Linked DNA regions of Homo sapiens: region 1 is linked to region 2. A link is an interaction called in ENCODE POLR2A ChIA-PET data of the cell type or tissue named here. Cell type or tissue: GM12878. All regions are shown on one strand. Each heading gives the region's core, and the rest is flanking DNA. Links, peaks and the distances in the headings are about the cores only. Region 1 overlaps NEDD4L (NEDD4 like E3 ubiquitin protein ligase). Region 2 overlaps NEDD4L (NEDD4 like E3 ubiquitin protein ligase).

Region 1 (10,944 bases), core at 1,288-9,287, 52 kb after region 2:
GAGTTACACATTGCAGATTCCTTATTAAACATTACTTACACTAAGGTCATAAGTCCAACGAATATTCCGTAGCGAAAGTGGGCAATATTTTAATTGCAATACACTCATCTAAATTATGTCTGCATCTGTTTGTATGCATTTAATTCATCATTATTTTTCATGCATTTATTAACACAAAGCAGTGAGAGCGTTTTCTCTAAGGCAAAAACATTTCACAATTGCATTCATTTTTAGACCTTAAAATTTACAGTGGATATCCAAAAGCTTCATACGCTGTATTTTAAGCATGTTACCCTTGAATGGAAAAGAAAATAAATAAAAAGCTACTGCACTATCTAGGAACCCCATTCCCTGGCCCAGAAAGTCAATGCTAGCAGAATTAGTCTGTCATTGACCGACCAGCAGCAATATGAAAGAGTTTAATCTGGAAACCATGACAAAATAACACTGACACTCCCAGTTCTAAATATATATGTTGTAGAAAATCAATGGCTTATAACATCAGAGGTTGGCAGACTGCAGCCCGTGGACCATCAGCTCACACACATGCCCCTTTGTTTATGTATTGCCCAAGGCTGCTTTAGTGCTATGTCAGAGACCATCAGTCCTGCAAAGCCTCAACTACTTAGTATCTGGCTTTTTACAGGAAAATAAATAAAAAAGCTTGTTAGGCCCTGATTTAGATAACTACCTATAGCATGTAGGAAAGGTTTTATTTACCATTTAAGAATTTGCCAGTTCACTTAACTTATAAATAACCTTTAAAATCTTAGCTTCCAGGCTTCTCCCCCAAATAGAATTATTCAATAATTTTATAAAGTCGATGACAATGTTTCTTAGCAAATGAAGTAATACAACATTGGCAATACATATCTGAGAAAGACAACATTCTGGAGTTCCAAAGATGTTTCCCAAATGGATTCAAGATTGTGCGTTTTTAAAAGCATGACTTTTGGGTAGAAGGGACATTGTTACCTTCAATAACACAGATGCATAGGAGGCCCCAAGATCACCAGCCTCACGGCCTCCCCAAAGCTGCACCCACTGAGGATGGGGTGGAGAGCCAGTCCTGTCTACAATGGGGAGAACCATTAAAAAGGTTCAGAGAAACGAGTCCCTTCCTCCTGGGGTGGGGACGCCGGCAGCCACGCTCCAGCATCCTAATGCACACCTCTCCCTACACAGCACCTTCTGGCTGTGTTCCTGAAGGCTTGGTTGGTAGTTCAATTTTTGTTAAATAAATATTTTCCTCATTGTCTTACACATTCAGAACTGCTTTCATTTCTGACTCATCTCAAGTTGGCAACCTTCCCTTCCTCATACTTGAGCTTCTTACACTCTTTCTACCCTTCCTCCCCGCAAGAAAAGGAAAACAGAGGAAGACAGTGAGACAAACAGAATGCACTAAGACAAAGACTCCAGATTCAGGGCACGGGCGTGGGGGCACAGGCAAAGACAGCGGAAGATAAAGGAGAGGAAGGAATGAGGAGGGGCCGGCGGCTCAGGGAGAGGTGCAGGAAGGGGCCAGGGGCTCAGGACACAATGTCAGGCAGGGGATCCAAACTTCACCAGCCCTAGGACTGGCCTCATACTTTTGGCCCTATTGGTGCCTTTGTATCTATGTCAAAATGCGACCCCAGCACTCCTCAGCAGCTTTTTAATTTAATTTTCTAGGCTGCACTCTGACCAGATTAACAAAATTTGTCAAACATCTATGTGTCAGACACCTTCCGCTTCCTAAAAAACACATCAGATTCTCTGCCCTACAGACTCAGTGACCCCAGCATCATTCTAGACTGAAGAAAACGAGGGCAAGAAGTCTTGTAGTTTTCCTTCCACTCTGTCAAAACATTTGGTAAAGCAGAGGTGTCTTTGGTAACAGCAAATATCCATGCATCAGGAGTCAGGGCAACGTGAACAAGGTTCCACAGTAGGGACTCTCACTAATCTCACAACATCAGGGAATGGTACAGAAAAGTGACCTGTCTGGCTGGACACAGTGGTTTGCACCTGTAATTCCAGCACTTTGAGAGGCCAAGGCGGGAGGGTCACTTGAGGTCAGGAGTTTGAGACCCACCTGGGCAACACAGCAAGACAACACCTCTATAAAAATTTTTAAAAATTAGCTGGGCATGGTAGTGTGCCTGTACTCCCAGCTACTGGGGAGGCTGAGGCAGGAGGACTGCTTGAGCTCAGGAGTTTGAGGTTACAGTGAGCTATGATTGCACCCCTGCACTCTAACCTGTGCAACAGAGCAAGACTCCTGTCTCTTTTTAAAAAGGGTGAGGAAGAAAGAGATGAGGGGGGAAATGAAGCAAGGAAGGAAGGAGGAGGAGGAGAGAGAGAGGACGACAGAGTGAATGAGGGAGGCAGGAGAGAGGGACAGGGACAGAGAGGAAGAGGGAGGGAGACAGGGGGAGAGTGAGAGAGAGAAAGAAAGCAGTCTAGTTTGCTCTTTTATTTACCAAAACTGGAGTGGGAGAGAGAAAAAAGCTTATGTGGAAATGTTTGTAAACTGATCATATATTCCCTGCATGCTCACTTAGTGTATACTGAACATGGCACAGTCTTTGCTCAGTGATTCCGGATCATTAGGAAGATCCATTATTGTGGCGATGGCTATATTGCACAGCAAGCCTCCCGCAGGATGGAGATTTGCCAGCTCTGTGCATTTACCCATCTGCCATTTCCAATGCTTCCCTCTGGGAAACCTGGTCGGCTGGGTGGTGTGGAGGCTAGGATTGACATATTTTTAAAGGACGTTGCATGCATTCATATACTTAAAGACTAGGAGGTAAACACAAAAATGTAAATAGTTGTGTGGTTGTTAGGGAGTAAAGAGGTTTTTATCTATATTTGCGGGAGGGAGTTACTATCCTTTAATGTCATTTCGGTTTGGGGGGTGGGAAGGAATACAGCTAGAACAAACAGCCTAAGAGTTAGATCCTCTGGGGCTCTCACAGGAGTAATTGCACAAGCTATTTGGTGCAGGGATTTTAAGACAAACACTTTTTGGCCCAAGGGCCATTAGTGTTGATGTTGTGATTCTCAGCAATGCCCTAGACAGCGGAGGCTGCTCAGCAAGGCCTCCAGAGAGAAATGTAGCTCTGCAAAGAGCCTGCAGATCACAGACAGACTCTGCACAGAGTAAGGTGCTGCTCCTCAATGGGGGAGGAAGAGGAGAAGTCAGTTCTAAATGCTAACAAAGAAACAGTGCAGAGGACAAGTCCAAATGCCGGCCTGTACCTCGAGGGACCTCATGGCCACGTGTCAGCAAGGGAAACCAGCCCCCATGAAAACAACAGGAGGTGTACGGTCCCTAGTGGCCAGAAAGGCGCAGTCCCACCTAATGGGTGTGCCCAGCACACACCTCTAGCCATGCAGCCTTGCACAGATGCAGGCCCAGTGTGGCTAGATTGCCAAGACCTTCCAGAAACCTGGAAATCTCGATTTGTATTATAATATGGGATCTCCCAAACGTTGGCTCAGGATTTGCATTTTTTTGTTTCAGTGCTCCACAGGCCAAATAAACTCATGTGTGGATTCAGTCTGGTCCACAGGGACCAACTGTCTGCAAACTTTGGTCTGACCTCTGATCCAGAAGGGCTTACAGCTGAGCAAAGGTACTTCAATGTATGTTCAGCCTCTTTCAGAAGCTTCTCCATTAGTAAAATAAGGAGATTTACTTTGTACAATGTTTTCAAAGAAGGGCAAAGAAAGAAAAAAACAAAATTTCCAATCCTTTGGAAGTAAAGTAAATCAATATTTAAAATTTGCAGGTATACAGTACCAAAACAGCCCCTCCCCTCGTTACTTGCTGGTCACCTGGGGAAAAAAAATGTTAATTTTTGATAGTGGAGGGATGAGACTGCCCCCACATTTACCCAGGGATCAATTTCAATCACTGATTATGACAGAACCAGTCATTGTGTCCCTCCAGTCGCACGTAGCCTCACCCATTCCTGCCTCAAATTTGATCAAGCCTTTAGTCCAACTTCTAATACACAGTACGTACAAGAAACATGGGGAAAAGAACATGTTCATTCATTGATGATGCCACCAGGACACGATGGAATGTGGTAAGCGAAACAACCTTCCTACAAGTCATTGAAGGGGAGGGACTATTGATAGTGATAGGAAGCAGCCAAACGCCTGGGCAGATAGGGGCGGGTCCCCGGTGAAACCCCACCTTCGAGCCAAAAACAGCCTGAAGGCTGAAAGACTGGACTGCTGGTCCCGGATGAAACCCACGAACCAGAGCGAGAACTTCTGTTCCTGTCTGCCCACCCTTTCCTGATTGATTCTTTCTGAACAATGCCTTTTAATGAATCAAATGTTGCCTTTTCCAATACTACCTGCAGCCTGCCCCTCCCCTATTCTGAGCCCATAAAAAGCCCTGGGCCCAGCCACACGGGAAGGAGAGAAGCACCTGACTGCAGCCCCTCTCCACCGAGAGCTATTCCATTGCTCAGTAAAATTCTACTCTGCCCTCCTCACCCTCAATGTCCAGCATATCCTCATTCTTCTTGGGTGCCATGCAAGAACTCGGGAACCACTGAACACAGGTACAAGCTATAACACAGGTGAGCTAGGGCACCCCAGCATGGTAGAGTGAGACCCAGGTGGGGTGTTGCTGGCTGGGGGTCCCCAGTTTGCAAAGAGACCAAGAGTAAAAAGCTTTTATCACTATTCTAGGTTAAGAGAGTCTTAATAGACCCACCGATTAAATGCAATACAGAATTCTCAATTGAATCCTGGTTTAAACAGTCCAGCTGTAAAAGGCATTTTAAGGTCAGCTGGGGAAGTTCAGATAATGGATCAGGTAATAGAGTCCATTAGGCAATTAGTCTTAATTTTGTGAGAACAGTACTACAGTTATATAGAAATATGTTCTTGTTTTTTAGAGGTTTGGGCTGAAGTATTTAGGAACTAAACGTCATGATGTCTGTAATTCACTTCTGAATACTTCAGGGAAAAAAAGAGATGGAGCAAATACAGCAAAATGCTAACAACTTAAACCTAGGTAAAGGGGACTGAGGTGAGCTGTGTCAAAGAGCTATCCTCACACAGAGTTAGGACCCCATCACTCTCAATCACTAGGCAGCAGAAGGACTTTCTGCCATGTCCCTCCAATACCCTTGAGCCCATGTGTGTTTTAAATTGCAAGTCACCAGCTCTCAAAAGAAAAACTGATAGCAACCCAAGCAGGTTTGATGCCAATGGCTCATCACACACAATAAAGGAGCAACTGTGAATGAATGTCTTGCAACCTTCTTTATGAAAGCATGAGATTCTACAGTTGGTTTGTCTCAGCCAACATTGCTAAGTTTTAAGAAAGCAGCTTTATAGTCTCAAATGCATCCTAGGTAAGCTCAAATGAAGCCACTGATCATAATTAAAGAGAAAAAGGGAGGGGAGTTAGGTTTAAAAAGTTGCATTGAAATGACCCTGTTTAATGACTGCTTTAAGCCTATGACAAAAGGTTAAATGTCTCCAGCTTACTGAAAAAAGAAGAGTTTGAAATTTGAACAGCTATCCTAAGTTTAAAGGAAAAACTTTAAGATCTTACTTAGCAAAATATACCTATTCTAAATCTAGTAATAGTTGATGATACTCCAATTCAAAAGGCTTACTCAGCTACCATCAAATACAATGGCCAGCTCTTTAAATCTGCTAACACAAAAAGGTACCCCTCAAAAAAAGAAATCTCAGGGTTTTCGAGGAACCCTAATTCTCAAACTTTTATCCTCAAGAAGAGATCTATCACTGAGCATAGCATCAGAAGTCACATAAATCTGAACTTAATAGGTCCCACCACTCCCTATACCCTTGTTTGATCTCGGGCTGATGATAACTTCTCAATTTTCTTACCTATCAAATGGAAATCCCCTCTTCACAAGATTTAGGCAGAATCTAATGACATTACATTGGGTTCCAAACACATTGCCAGCCAACCTGTGAGCACTCAAGTAACAGCCTCTAACTAACTTCTGTTAAGAGGTTAGGCCCTGGTTCAATACCTAGCTCTACAACTTACTAAACCTTTCTTGCCTCAGTTTCTTTATCTGCAAAAAGAACAACAGTGCCTGCTACATAGGACTTTGCTGGGAGGACCCAACGAGCTCCCATGTAAACAGTTCAAACCACATCTGGCACATAGCAAGTGCTCAAGAAACAGGAGCTGCTGAAACTCTACCCTCCTTCCTTACCCCCGTGTTAAGAAAGCACGACTCACCTACCCTAACTGCACACTTCACCATGGCCAAACACCAAGGACTTGTCCCTGCCCCACCACAGAGCGTCTAAAAGACTTCCAGAAGAGTCAGTGGTCTGCTAAGCCTGAGGTTCCTGCTGCTGTTTTGGCCTCTGTTTCCTGGACCTGCCTTGGTTCCTGACCCTGTCGGCGGCTGCCTGGTGCCTGCCTTGCCACCTGTACCTCTCCTCTATGGAAGGATGGCCACAGTATTCCATGGTGCCTGAGTCCTCCCTAACCCATCACTCGTGTCCTTGGCTCTCTCCTGACCCCTAAGGTGAGGGTCAGGTGCAGAGCCATGACCTTCTGTGCCCAATCCCAGCTGGGCCTCATGTACCCCCAAGTAGAAGTTTCTGGGACCTACCACAAGAAGAGAGTGTGCTCCTTCTGTACGGTATAAAGTAGTCATTCTGCACAAACATCAGCATCAAATGGAGACTGTTCCTTGCCTGCCATCTCATTGACTCCCCCAGATTCTTTTCTCTGAGCCCACTCTTGAGCTTGCTTCCCTTAACCTCTTCTCTCTATGCTCATTTTTCATCCAAGCCCTAGGCAGGCCTCCTGTGCTGGTCCACAAAGAGCCTTTGTGAGAATGAGAAATAAGCACCTCTCCTAGATGCTTGGGAGAGATGCTTGAAGAGCCAATGGGACCTCCATGACAATGAGAAAAAAGTACCCCTTCCTCCAGGCTGGCCATCAGGTGCCACAGCACACCATATTGTGTTCCACTCAATGAATTCAAGGCAGTTTACCAGGCAACTGTCATGTGCCAAGATTTCTGGACCTGCAAACACCAATAAGACAGGGCTGGAGCCTCTGAGCCTCCCAAGTCCGCTAAGACAAGGGGCCGTAGGAGGAGGGAACTTGTACACCCACTACAGCCCCAGGAGCAGCAGTGTTCTGTCCCCTTGGGCTGGGGTGATGAGGTGGGCAGCAGTGTTCTGTCCTCTTGGGCTGGGGTGATGAGGCGGGCAGCAGTGTCCTGTCCCCTTGGGCTGGGGTGATGAGGCGGGCAGCAGTGTTCTGTCCTCTTGGGCTGGGGTGATGAGGCGGGCAGCAGTGTTCTGTCCTCTTGGGCTGGGGTGATGAGGCGGGCAGCAGTGTTCTGTCCCCTTGGGCTGGGGTGATGAGGCGGGCAGCAGTGTTCTGTCCTCTTGGGCTGGGGTGATGAGGCGGGCAGCAGTGTTCTGTCCTCTTGGGCTGGGGTGATGAGGCGGGCAGCAGTGTTCTGTCCTCTTGGGCTGGGGTGATGAGGCGGGCAGCAGTGTTCTGTCCTCTTGGGCTGGGGTGATGAGGCGGGCAGCAGTGTTCTGTCCCCTTGGGCTGGGGTGATGAGGCGGGCAGCAGTGTTCTGTCCTCTTGGGCTGGGGTGATGAGGCGGGCAGCAGTGTTCTGTCCTCTTGGGCTGGGGTGATGAGGCGGGCAGCAGTGTTCTGTCCTCTTGGGCTGGGGTGATGAGGCGGGCAGCAGTGTTCTGTCCTCTTGGGCTGGGGTGATGAGGCGGGCAGCAGTGTTCTGTCCTCTTGGGCTGGGGTGATGAGGCGGGCAGCAGTGTTCTGTCCTCTTGGGCTGGGGTGATGAGGCGGGCAGCAGTGTTCTGTCCTCTTGGGCTGGGGTGATGAGGCGGGCAGCAGTGTTCTGTCCCCTTGGGCTGGGGTGATGAGGCGGGCAGCAGTGTTCTGTCCCCTTGGGCTGGGGTGATGAGGCGGGCAGCAGTGTTCTGTCCTCTTGGGCTGGGGTGATGAGGCGGGCAGCAGTGTTCTGTCCTCTTGGGCTGGGGTGATGAGGCGGGCAGCAGTGTTCTGTCCTCTTGGGCTGGGGTGATGAGGTGGGCAGCAGTGTTCTGTCCTCTTGGGCTGGGGTGATGAGGCGGGCAGCAGTGTTCTGTCCTCTTGGGCTGGGGTGATGAGGCGGGCAGCAGTGTTCTGTCCTCTTGGGCTGGGGTGATGAGGCGGGCAGCAGTGTTCTGTCCTCTTGGGCTGGGGTGATGAGGCGGGCAGCAGTGTTCTGTCCTCTTGGGCTGGGGTGATGAGGCGGGCAGCAGTGTTCTGTCCTCTTGGGCTGGGGTGATGAGGCGGGCAGGGGCCTCAGCAGGAGTGTTGCCACCCAAACTGGGCCCTGACAGATGAGAGGGCAGCTGCCAGAAAGGATGTGAGCAGATGCCAGGCAGAGGGGAAAACACAGGCAAAGGCAAAAGGCAGCAACTTCATGGCATATTTAGTGACTGTGAGTTTCCAGTGAAGGGGTGGGAAAGGGAGGGAAGGAGAGAGGGAGGAAGAACGGGCTCACTTCATGCAATCTGTTGGTAAATACTTCCTGAGGACCTGTTAGGTGCTATGTGCTATAATAGGTCGTGGAAAATAAAAATAAATAAATAAAATAGAATCCTAGTCATCAGAGGAGAAAAATCTAATTTCAGGAGAAAGAAACAATTCTAAGCATAAAACAACAAGTCAACCTCACTCACAGAACTATGCACAGCACTTCCCAGGGGTCATGGGCACCCCAGAGACAGGGAGAGGTCTGCTGGGGGACAGAGCAGCAGCCTGTGTGGCGGAGGAGATGAGGACCCAGCTGGTGAACATAGGATGGGCCACTGGAGGAGTCACCAGATCAGGGTGAGGTTAGGGCAGAGTACGTCCTTGGGAAAGGGGACAGCAGAAACGGGACACAGGCACACAAGGGTGAGCTGTGGCCGCCCCACGTGGGCGTTTTGAGCAGGGTTTTACTTCTCTTTTGATGTCTTAGTGGCATTTTATGTGAGGCCTGCTTTTTTAAAAGGTGCTTTTTATTTTTTTCTTTTACTTAGCATTTTTTTTAAGCTGTTTTGGGGAAAAAAAATCACATTCCATTTTTTTTTCCCCATGATATGGATAATAAAGGCTGGATGTCTCTGACCTAGGGTGACTGCAGTCTCAATTTACATCTTATGTCCGGACGTCCCATTCAATGTCGCATTCATTCCAGACAAAAGCGTCCCAGTTTAGATGACAGATTATATGACTGCCCTTTTTTGTCCTCAAGGTATGATCCAAAGGGAAGCATCTTTCTCTGCCATTGCTGTTTCCCACGCGGGCCAACTGCTCAGATGTTCAAGTGGAGTCGCGGCTCGGTTATCCAATCTGCTCCAAACAAAGCTCCTTTAATAAAGTGAGACTTGGCTGGAAGGAGCTGAAAATGATCTTGGATCCTAAGTACTGGACTGGGGCCGAGACGGCCGAAAAGGACAAGGGCATTTCAGGCACAGGCCTCTCAAGGGGGAAGGGGCCACCTCCAGCTAGGAGAGAGGCCCCACACCAAGGGCCCCAGAAACCCCCGGCCTCTGAGCTGGAGCTGTAGGCAGCTTCCATCACCACCTCGGAAGGGCAAGGAGAGATGACGTGCTCCACTCCTCCCACCGTCACCCGCCCCTGACCATCCTGCATCCCCAAGCATCACATTCTGCCCCGCAACCACCGACCCCTTCCCAACCTCAGGCCAAGTGGCCCAGGGAACCTCCCTTGGAAACAAAGGAGTTGGAGTCCCAGAGATGCAAATCCCTGATTTTAAAAACATCATTGTCTACAGGATTTCTACCACTTTAAAGGCTCTGAAATGCCTCTCATGAAAATGTTCTTCCTCTTTCACCCATTATCCTGTCTACAGCAAGGGCTCCAATGCCTACCCGGCCTTCTTGCTGCCAAGGGAGAATGAGGTGTCTGATCAGGCACAGAGGTGCGGGGAATACTCAGGGAAGAGACTTGGAGAAAAGGCATGTCAGTGGCCCAGGGCTCTGAAGGAGACGGTGGCTGCCAGAGAGGACACTACCAAACCTCTGCCCGGTGACTACTACCTTAAAACACGACAGAGCTGCTGCCGACAGAAGTCACTTTGCGGTTCTTCCCCACATGCCAGTTACAAAGAAACTGTTATCCTTGTTGTACACTAATACACAGTGGCATGAGTGGTTTTAAGGGATTTGCCCAAGATAGCATGGAGGGAGAATGCAGGTCATCTGGCAAAATTTTAAGGCAATAAGCAGTGCCACTCCAGAGTGAGACACCAAGATGGCATTAACCCACACTGCCACCTCACACTTGCATCTCAGACCCACTGGCAAATGTGTCCCTGAAGAACTACAGCACTTCAGAGGAGGGAGGAAAGCAGGAATGTGTGCGCCTACTTATCAATCTAGGAAAATGAAGACCAGAAGCAGGATTCAGAGTTTCTGATGCATTTTCTGGCACTTGGTCCACTTGGCCACAATACGATTTATCTTTCTAATTAATATCACGAATATTCCTTTCCACCATGTCCCTTAGAAATGACCCTGCCTGTTATTATCTAAACAGTAAAAATTCAAGGTACGAATTTGCTCTTCTAAGATTTGGAGCCTAATTCCACTACAAATTCAACCTTAAATCTACTTAACTGGCTTAGAAATACAATGTGAATCAATTTTTTTTTTTAATGGGAGGGTTTGGATAAAACAAAATAAAAACCCAATCAAGCTTAAAAAGAAATCACCAAAATTTTCTAAATCCAACTTGCTCCTTCAGCACTACAGATTTCATTGGAAAGAGTGAGAATACATATTTTTAACCTAAGGGCACAATCCACTACCGGTTGGCATGCAAATGTTTACATTTTTAAAAGATAATTTTTGTTTTTTTTTCCCTTGATGCTCTATATGTTAAGTAGTAGGAGAAAGA
Region 2 (10,944 bases), core at 1,925-9,924:
CCACATCTGTTTGGTTTTCCAAACAGGTCAATCTAGTATCTTCACAGTTTTCAGGGTGCTCAGCCCTGGTGTCTATTCACTCATCCTTCATGCTTTCCCCCCATGGCCTTGGAAATCTTTGATTCTTCCAGGCTCCAGGCAGCCAGCACCTCCTTTCCCTCAACTCCCCAGGATGAAGCACCCCCATAATAACCAGCCTCTCCACTCTCTGAATTCCTACAGTCTGAATACTTAGACCACTCCCTTTTCCATGGAATCTTGTGTCTGTTGTTTGTTCCTTTTCTGTTCTTTTTTTTTTTTTTTTTTTTTTTGAGATAGGGTCTCGCTCTGCCACCCAGGCTGCAGTGGCACAATCTCTGCAGCCTGGATCTCCTGGGCTCAAGCAATTCTCCCACCTCAGCCCCTGTGAGTAGCTGGGACTATGGGCATGCTGCCACACATGGCTAATTTTTTTTTAATTTTTGTAGAGACAGGGGTTTTCCCATGTTGCCCAGGCTGGTTGCAAACTCCTGGCCTCAAGGGATCCTCCTGCCTCCACCTCCCACAGTGTTGGAATTACAGGTATGAGTCACCACGTCCAGACTTGTTTGTCCCTTTTCAAGTATGTAAATCTTAATTCGCCTAAACCGGCTGCACGTCACTCAGGGCCACTGTCCATGTCTTACGCTAGTGTGTCTTTTCCATGCAACCTTGTACAAAACGGGCCTTCAATTAACATTTCTTGGTTGCTTGACTTCTTAACACACACTATGATAGGTTACCTTCTTCCCAGGGTTACATGTTTGGAAAATAGTCTTGTCTGAGTTGCCAAAATGTGGTATTCTCAGTGTGTTTACCTCATACCTGACAATGGCACCTCAGAATGTTGACCTTCTTCGGAAACAGGGTCTTCACAGAGGTAATCGAGTTCAAATGAGGTCACCAGGCACAGTGGCTCATGCCTGTAATCTCATACCTGATAATGAATAACTAGATGCAGAATTTATTTTCCACATAAATCTAATTTTCTTGAACTTGCTTCATTTTCCTCTTTTCTATAATGTAGGAAACACAGGGTCATTTCACATAGTGTCTTGAGTTATAAGCTCACATACACTCAAAGAAACAACAAAATGATTAAAAAAAAAAAAAGAAGAAGCTTCACAGTGAACCTCACTTCCGCAACATCACCTGATACCAAAAACTGAAATCATAAGCCACTTTCGATTAACTAAAAGCATGAACATATTAACTGACTTATAGAGTTGATATCCTTGTGTGTTAAAAACAAATATTCAAATCAAAAGAACACAAGAAATACTAATGTTTGAGGACTAACTTTGGGAGGAAATAATAAAACATTTAATTCCAGAAACCTGATGAGGCTGTTAGTAATCACTTATAAACTGAAAGGGGAGTTCACATTTAAATATAGATCTTCAGCTCACTATGCACCATTATAATTTTTGTTTCCAGTTGCTTACATTCTTAGCGTCATTTTTCATGCTTTTTCATGTCTGCTGTTGATATTTTTCCAACCTGAAAAAGCTTTCCTTTTTTGTTTGTTTGTTTTGTTTTTTTGAGACAGAGTCTCACTCTGTCGCCCAGGCTGGAATGCAGTGGCACGATCTCGGCTCACTGCAACCTCCGCCTCCTGGGTTCAAGGGATTCTCTTGCCTCAGCCTCCGAGTAGCTGGGACTACAGGTGCCCGCCACCACGCCCAGCTAATTTTTGTATTTTTAGTAGAGACGGGGTTTCACCATATTGGCCAGGATAGTCTTGATCTCCTGACCTCACGATCCGCCCGCCTCGGCCTCCCAAAGTGTTGGGCTTACAGGCATGAGCCACCGCGCCCAGCCGAAAAAGCTGTCTTTAAATGAAGTTGTATAAGCCTCAATCTAGATATGAATCTTCACATACAAAATAAACTATTAAACAGCTCTCAATAACAAGGATTGAGAAAACATTCATTGTGATTAACCTCAAATTTTTGTGCAGCTGACGTGGAATGAGATAATATTAAAGAGCAATGACAATTATATTAAGTACTGCCACTTGGGGATACAGCGAGCATTAGCACAAACAGAGACATGAGCTCCCCCCCAGCTAGGTTATTAGGGGACAAAATGTGTGATAGATCACCGCAGGCAATGTGAGAGTGCACAGGGACTTTGTTACCGTGCCATCTGCTATGCTGGGGCAGCAGTTTGAAACCTGAGCAACTAATGTCCCGGGAGCATGCCTACCTGCAGCGTGGCTCCTTACAAATGAGCCCAAGTCCTAACCAGACATGTGCCATCTCAATGTAAGAAATGGCATTTGTGTGGAAACAACTATGTATTCTAGCCAAATATCACTAATGAATTGCTAATGACATTGACACTGTATATATTCTGCAGTCCATAATTCTGAAAAAGTTCTAAAAGGTAAATAGGTCCTATAAAAAACACCAAAGGAAAAGGGAAAAAAATCACCCTCTTCCATGGTTAGCAAAGTCGTTTTACCGCAGAGCAGTGTTCTAGCACTTCACGTGCACAGGGATTGCCTGGGATCTGGTTAAAATGTAGTCTGATTGGGTAGTTGTGAGCCGCGCCTCGAGAATCTGCATTTCTAACAAGCTCCCTGGTGATGCCAGTACAGCTGGTGGGAGTAGCAAGACTCTAAAGAAGCTCAAATACCACTCACTTTGCAAAGAATTCCAAGTGTGGAAGAGTGCATGGGCTTTCCCATAAAGAACTGAGACTTTAGGAATATCAAGTTGTATGTGGATACTCCCCAACGCTCATCCTGGGCCTCTTTTCACACTGCAGCTTTCCTTGGAGGGGGCTCACACCCTGCCTCCACACAGACCTCCCTGACTATTAAAGGCCAGGACCTCAGGCTTGAGCACCAGGCAAGCAAATGAGGGCCCCCTCCGGCCATCCCAACCTCACTGATTAAGCACCTTGAGGAGAAAATTCACGGAAAGTCCCAACCTCGCCTTTTCCGTATCTTGTCAATGCAGCCAAATTATTAATCAAATAGCCTATGCCTCACCCACTCTGCACTGGTTCTTTGTAACCTACAACGAACTATTGTGGCATACACGGTCTGCCCAGCTCTGGCCCTATTCCATGTGCCTTATACATGTCACCAAGTGGAGTGACTATGACTTTTAGTTCTCAGAGCACAGCATGCTTTCTCCTCTGCTAGAAATGTCCTGCCCCCCACCTGGCATGCACGTAACGTTAAAACAAGCTCCAGTGCCTCTGGGAAGGCTTCCTGGCCCTCAAGCTCCACTCCTGTTGGCAGAAGCCTATCAGTAGCGCAGTTGTTTACTTATGTGTCCATTTCTGCTATTGGTCTGGAAGCTCCTTGCGAACAGGGCCATGCCTTGGTCACTTGTGTGCATCACATTCCAGTCACACAGTGGGTCTGCAACAAAGGTTGCTTTACAGGGCACTGAGATGGCCCTAGGGTAGGTTAGGCAAATGGGACATGGGGGTAATGGCTGGAGTGGGGTAGGGTAAATCTTGAGATTTATGGTAAGTAGATACTGGAAAATATCTGTCCATCGTGAAGCATACACTTTTCACATGCTGGGCAAGAGCCAGCTCTATTATTTTAAGGTGTAATACTGCTCAAATTTGGGGTAAATTGGATAGAAATAAAATAGCCTTACTTGCTATTATCAGACTCACACTTGGTTATTTTTCTGATGTCACGACCAAAAAAAAGTTCAACAGCAATGGAGCAGAAGCTGAAAGAGAAGGATAATCTGCTCTTAGGGAGTTTGAACAAGAGGCAATTAATAAAGGATTAAGCTAAGTAAAACCACAGCAGAACACGTAACTGCAGCATGTTGAACACTGAAAACCAGAGGGGCAATTAGGTAGGAAAAACCCACAGTGGGTAAAACACTCACTGGGTCAATGAACAACAGTAGGAACTTCGCGAGGCTAATCCCTTGTGGACAGACCTCTTTCTAGAAGAGAAGCAAGGAAAGCAGACTCCAGCCCTTAGACAGAGCATGCAGGGACGTCTGGTAATTCGACTGACCGCACAGTCCTAAGAATCACCCAGCGAATTCCATTTTACTAATGTGTAAAGGTGGGATGAGGTGACCTGCAGACAACTCACCTCCAAATACTGACAGCTCAGAAGAAACCACAGCCTCCACACTGACCAAAATCACGATCAGGAGGTCCTTCAGGACACCCCCAGGAAGACTGCCTGGAGACTCCCTCACACAGACCCTCCTAAGTCTCCGGGGTCTGCTTTTTTCTCCCATTTCTTCATTCAACAAGTTGTCACTGGCACCACTACATGTCTGGCATGGTTGTTTTAGGCACCTGAGATATGCCAGTGAAGAAAACAGACAAAACGCTCTACCTCTGCGGAGCCTACATTTTACCAAGGGGAGACAGGTAGCAAACAATCCAGAATAAATTACTAAAGTTCACAGTGTTAGAAGATGATAAAAACTAAAGAGACAAGAAGCACAGCAAGGAGGACTGATGTGGGGACGTGGAGGCAGATACAGGCTGCAGGGTAGGCAGCTTTCTGATTTTGTGATATCTGTGAGTAGCCACTTGAAGGAAATTAATATCGTTCACTGGAGAGGCAGACTCTAACAAAAATATAACAATTGCATATTTGACAAAGATCAGGTTTTTTTTTTTAACGGATGGCTTGGTTGATTTGATCTAGGGTAACACAGCGGCATCACAGAGGGCATGCGCTCTGGAGTCTGACACACCCTGGTTTGTTTTCTAGCTCTGCCATGTGCAACTAAAAACAACTGGATGTCATCTCTGTCAGCTGTAGCAGTGAGGCCTCATGAGATGAGAGGTTTGTACACCCTCTAGCACAGTGCCCAGCACTTGGTGAGCCGAGGCTATTAGCACTGCTCAGACTTAAGACCACAGTAGGTCCCAAAGCCTTCCCTGTCCCCAGGCACAACACAGGAACTCATGCCCCTGCTCACTTGAGAAGCTCAGAAAAGACAGAAAAGCTTTAAGAAATTTAGGAAGTAATAGAATGGTCTCATGACTGTGTTGCTCTGCATATGCGTTCACATTCGTCCCTCCCCCTCAGTATTTATCCTTTAGTTGCAAAACATCATTTGCCAGGCCTGGTTTGATGGATTACTATAATCAATTTTGACTTGGGGGTCAGGGGAGAAAACATAGAGCTCTGCTATTGGAGGTCACTTAATTTAACACAATTGCATTTGGCAAATGACAAAGCTGGGAGATAAAGGGCACTTTTGCCTTCAATGGTGCAGCCTCAAGTTCAGGCCTTTACTTCTAAGTCTAAACTACTATACCTCTTAGAGGGCAGAATAATTAATTCTCTCTGAGGATATTCCATAGGCGTGGATATTCCTAGTTTCCAATATTGATTAGATGAGAAGAGACTTGAGTATCTTTGATGAGTGGAAATATTTTTTTCCAGGAAATATCCATTCATTCTGCTCCAAGATCAATGGCCACTTACCCTTCTATACATAAGAGTTTATAGCTTTCTATGATAATGATGTTTCTAAAGATTTCTAAAGGTTGGTTTTCTTGTTTTCTTTTAACCACTAACCTAGTGTCAGCCGCAACTTCCATATTAACTGCAAGTAGACACACTGGAAAATGTTAGGAGATACCATGGCAGAAGAAAACAAAACTGTGCTGTTTTATAAAAGATCATCCACCCATGTAATTGTGATGGCCTTACCCTGATTTCTTTATGTCCCTCAACACTACTACTAATTCTATTATCAGTTGACTTGGCTATTATGGGTCTCCTCCACCAGGCTGAAGTTCCCTGCAAGCAGAGAGGTAGGTGGTCACAGATGGCTGTGCAGGCCACTGGCTCCGGACCTAATAATGTGCCCTTGGCCTCTTCTATTTGCACTGGTATCTCGAGCAGTGGTCCCTGATGGGCTTGGTACATATTTGCTGAATAAATGAATTTCACCTTAAGGTTGGGAGGCCACTTAGACTCTAACTGGTGCATTTGCCATTTGGGAGCTTGCAAGCTGTATTTTACCTTGCCCACACTTCTCCCCTTTCTTAAAAAATAAGAAGCAAAGCCAAATATAGATGTGCGCAAGCATAACAAAAAGGAAATTTAATTGTGAAGCGGATAAAACCCAGCATCAGGCAGATGAAGCGGCTGGGGCTGCTCCCTGCCCAAGGCGGGACAGTGGGTTCCCCGCCCACATTGCTGAGCTGAATCTCACTGTTGAGTTTCTGGGGTTTTTTCCCTAACCTGGTTATTGCTAAACTGAGATGCTGGCTTTGTCATCAAAGCTTTCAGTTCTGTGTCATGCTCAAGATCAACTTTTAATGGCAATATCTCTAAAAAGGGATAAATGCATCATCTCTCCAGGGACCTGCAGTTCCACACGGGTGACAGGGCCCTGACTGTGTCTTGTCTTCTCATTCTCTTCCCCCCCAATACCCCTTTCTCTCTGACATTTGTACTCTTCAGCTTTCATAATATTTCAAGCTAAGTGACTTTTTTTTCCAGACACAGAGCATTCCTCTGCCATACACACAGAGAAACCACTCACCTGGAGTGGGTGGCCCCTATCAATAAACAAATAATTTAAAGAAAATAAATTTTTTTAAACCAAAATTAAGGGGCATTTTCCCAATCTGATCACCATCCTCATTCAGACCAATGCTTCAAGACTGTTAAAGTACATATTTAAATATAAATAAACAAATCAAGTGAAAACAAAAGTAACAGGAAAAGAACAATCTGACTTAAGGAAAAAATGTAGCTCAACAAAAACAGACAAGTGAAAGGGAGAAGGAGTGCCCCTCAATGTCTAGCACAAGAGACACTTAGGAAATATTTGGTAACTGACTAAAAGAATAAAGAGAAGACAACTTGTTTTCAAGTAATGAACAGGACAAGTGACTTAAATAGCCTTTTGAATGAGTTAAGCTAAATAGTTATACAAATATAATACCACACAGGACGGTGCCCAAAGAGAACAAATTCCTTTCAGATAGATCACTCACTGATTAACCTCAGGTACAGTTATGGCCCTGAAAACCTCAACAAAACAGGGCAAGAGAGAAAAAGTGGAGTATATCAAAATGCCTTAAAGCCTGCCACGCCATTTCCTCTAATGAAGTTAGAGACTTCCTTCCAGTGTCAAGCCTGTCAACTCAGCATGGCAGATCTCGGCCAAAATAAACTCCTGGACCCAGTTAATTGAGCTAAAAGGAGTCAAACCCCAGCACTGGCAAAGGCTCAAAGATCACACCCCCAGGACTCTCAATGGCTTCTGCCCAAGAATCTATGACCAAATGACCTCTGATAACGTGACAGGGTTTCCAGTCACTGACCTTAGTCAGAGGAGGCTGTTTATAATTGCATGTGATCCTCTTGCCTGCTGCAGGCCAGATGAGTAATCGTGAAGTGAACAAGACAGCTTACATCACTGAAAGCGGTGCGTTTTCCATGTATTCTACGGAACTCCACTGAGTCCACTGGACTCCCGGATCTCTATTTCCACTTAGTCTGAAGGGCAGGGGGCTCTTGGCAGGAAGCGCCCAAGTCCTCCCTGTGGCCCCTGTGGGAGGGAATCTGGGTACCGCCTGCCCACATCCCACTGCCCACCTGTGCTCCTGGGTACTGAGAAAACCTGGCCAGGCACAGAGGAAGCACAAATATTTACTGTAGACGAGGGTGTGTCGAGTGACCCTTGGGGAATTCTGGGCCACTGGGAACGCAGTCAAGATAGACTCAGAAAACAGCAGAGAACATGTGCTTCTGCCATTGCCCTGAAGGCCAACGGCCTCTGAAACCTCCGTGATTCAAGGTGAGCGAGTGGCAGGCTCACTTCAAGCCCACCTGTAGAAAGGAAAGCCCCGTCTATGTTACTAGCACACTACATCATATTTAACTCAAAGCACATAAGAAGGAAAAGATTTCCATCAAGGTGAAAGAAACGATATGAAAATGGCTTCACATGAAAACTGACTTGGTAAAACCCTAAGAAGTACAGGCTGAAAAAATAAACATTGCCTGGAATGAAACATAAAAATCCCAAACAACCCTCCCATCCCAACAGAACCGTCAAGACCACAAAAGCTCCTGTCCCATCACTTGCCTTAATAAGTACATAGAGCCCCCCACCATCACCACATCCACCAAACAAACCACTTTGGAATAAAACTTCTACACTCAAGTAGCAGAATTCATATAATTTCATACCTGCCTTCATTTTATATCTTTTCATTATATTCCACAGTGCCAAGAAAATGTCCCAAATGTGTCGTTTTAAATCAACATTTAGTTGCAATACAGGACTCCAGAAAACCTTCATTTAACTTAAAAAGGCAAATTTTCATAAAAACAATAGGAATGAAAAAGGTTAAGGCATAACATCTGTAACTAATACAGATGTTTACTTCCTCTTAACTAAATAAAAAGCATTTCTTCCTCTCTTCTTGACTTCCATCTTACTAGATTCCCACAAGAATTAAAGTTCACCTTGTATTCCTTACAGACATTAAAAAAGGTTTAAAAAAAAAAAAAAAAGGTCAGCACCCACCACTGTGGCATTCTTTCTCTTCCTGGTCATTGCTAATGAAACTCACTCACCAGCCTGGGGCCAGCACAAACATACTTTAAAATCCCACTTCCCTTATAGAGTTATTTGCTTCCTTTTGTTTCTTTCACTGGCAATATCTCATTCAAACATGTGTAAAGTACTTTTCAATGTGAAATAAGTATTAAAGAATAAACATTAAAGAATAGCTATGAAATAAGTACTAAAGAATAACTCAGATTTGACTGTAGGCTTTGATATTTCATATTGTTGATACATTTTTATTGTCTTTAGAATTCCGGCCATCTTAACACTTAATGACATCAGAAATACTTTACTGAAAGTAACCCGGCTCATTAATACGAAGGTGTGGCCTGCACTCAAATTTATTTCAAGCTTTGCCAACATATGGATACACTATAACCAGTTAACTAACAGTTTATGAATCACCATGAAATGAGACAGTAAAGAAACAAAAATCACATGTTAATCATTCAGCATATTCACATGTATGAGTAGGAAGGGTGGGAAAATGATAGAAAACCTGAGGGAAAAACTCAGTTGAATATGTTCTGGGCTTTGACTTTTGTTTTCTCAAACAAAAAATATAATAAAATTTAGTCTAAATCATGTAAGCCAAATTACTCATACCGAGGAAGAGAAAGATTTCTGTTGCTACCAACCAAAAATTCAGATATAAGCCATGAATTATTCTCCAAGCAAACTATTTTATGACCTAAGATGGTATTTTACTTGAAACAAAGGAGAGCTGGTATCTCCCTCTTCTCCAGGAGGTTTCTAAGTCAGAAATACTGAGACTCGAAACAGAACAGGAAGGAAAACACAATTCTTTCCTCCTCAACCTGTGATTTCTAAAACAGAAAACCTCATTCATAGAACTTCAGCGGTCTCTGTTTTCCATTATTTTCAAAAATAAAAGTATTATTGCTTTGGTTTTTGGAAGAAAAGCTGTACATTTTTCTAAACAGTCAAGAAAGTTAAGAAGCAAAGAACAGGGGACCAGAATTCTGATCCCAATTCTTTTCAAGGCTCATTCTTTGCCTATCATTCTTTTTATGCATAAGGAGGGTAAAATTGACCAATTATAGCTAACTGTGAACACCAAAAAGCATTTAAAATTGAAAATCTTGGTACATGCTAGAACTATGCCGCTGACATAAAAACAGTATTAAACCAACATCAAACTCACACCAAGAACAGATGTTATGCATTCATATAGCAAACATACAGTGGTGTCTTTGTTCTTACCTATACTTTTCCTCAAAGCTGCTGAAAAACAAGGCTGGAAAGTGTTCAGCTGGACTAGCGCTGCTGGAAATCTACCTTGGTGACCCTCCGGCTCCCTGGCCTCGTCTTCCTCCTTCCCAGTTTTAAAGCAGTGCCCGTACACACCTCTGCTGATACCGGGGGAATACCAGCAAGTTTTAACACAACTGAGAAGGAATGCGCCCAGCTCGCTACTTATACTGATGATTCACTTCAATGACAGGTAGAAAGAAATGCTTGTTGGTGGAAAAGGGGGTTGCGTCAAGCTCCACCTCCTACCATAAGGTTAAGTAGCTCCACCCAGCTCAGCAATTAGCTTACATCATCACCCGGGGCCTTATCTCCAGGTTCCCTGCAGTTGTTCCTGCAGCATCTTCAAGTGAAGTTCTCAGTGGGCTTCCACACAGGATGGGCAATAACAGAGGTCATGAGGTTTTGTGGATGACTCTATGTCTGGCGGGGCTGTTTTGCTTATTTAAAGCCAGATCAGAGATTTTGGCATTTCCAACAGTAGAGGTCAGCCCTTCACCCTGCCACAAACTAACTCAGCTTCTACATTCTGAGGTTCTGGCCCTCGAGGCCCCACACTCGGCAGATGGGAACACAACTTCCTGGCCCTCCAAAAGCTTATTGTCTTGAAGAGGGGAAAAAAACAGGAACAAAAATAACTATGATACAAACTACAGCCCCCAAAAGAATCAATAGTCAGATGAGAGACAGCCCCGCCCTGTAAATCTGCAGTCTGTACTGTGCATCCCAGTTTTCAGATCCCAGTTGTGTGCCCTTAGGTGTAAATCAGGGCCTTGAAGGTGCCAGCAGAGCTCTACCCTGGGACCCAGCAGCACCATGTCCTCGTTTGAGGGGTAGTCTGGCAACCTGACCACCCTTACTCTACAGAAATTCCAAGAGCAAGTCAAACATGTGCTCTCTGCCTGCGATGGGCACTATGCTACTTCTCTTTCCTCTTGCTGGAAGAAGTCACACCCTACTCTCCAACCCATGCAGCCCTCCACCCCAGCAGATGCGGCTCTAATAGGAAGTGTCCCCAGTTGTAGCAAACAGCTAACTTTCTATATGCACTCAAATGTGGTGGCATGCTCACTCGCGAAGTGTTCCTGGCATCTCAGCTGAGAAA

Evidence for each region. ChIA-PET counts read pairs that join two places held together with the same protein. Peaks named below come from ENCODE experiments on the same cell type or tissue, not always from the same donor. Only the 100,000 strongest peaks of a DNase experiment are listed, where the experiment ranks them.
Region 1: POLR2A ChIA-PET joins it to region 2 with 10 read pairs; 7 of 35 experiments call an interaction of 5 or more read pairs at or near these places.

Annotation. Positions count from the first base shown.
Region 1 is chr18:58,167,679-58,178,622 of GRCh38, reverse strand. All of the region lies in intron 2 of NEDD4L (NEDD4 like E3 ubiquitin protein ligase), which reads right to left. Among named protein-coding and RNA genes, the nearest start is that of NEDD4L, 130 kb to the right of the region's middle. RefSeq lists an enhancer at 6,983-7,794. In GM12878, for the core only: no CTCF peak of the experiment used is centred there; no DNase peak of the experiment used is centred there.
Region 2 is chr18:58,220,605-58,231,548 of GRCh38, reverse strand. The region is part of intron 2 of NEDD4L (NEDD4 like E3 ubiquitin protein ligase); the gene reads right to left. Among named protein-coding and RNA genes, the nearest start is that of NEDD4L, 180 kb to the right of the region's middle. RefSeq lists enhancers at 6,300-6,399, 7,619-8,212. In GM12878, for the core only: no CTCF peak of the experiment used is centred there; a DNase peak (open chromatin) is centred at 6,278.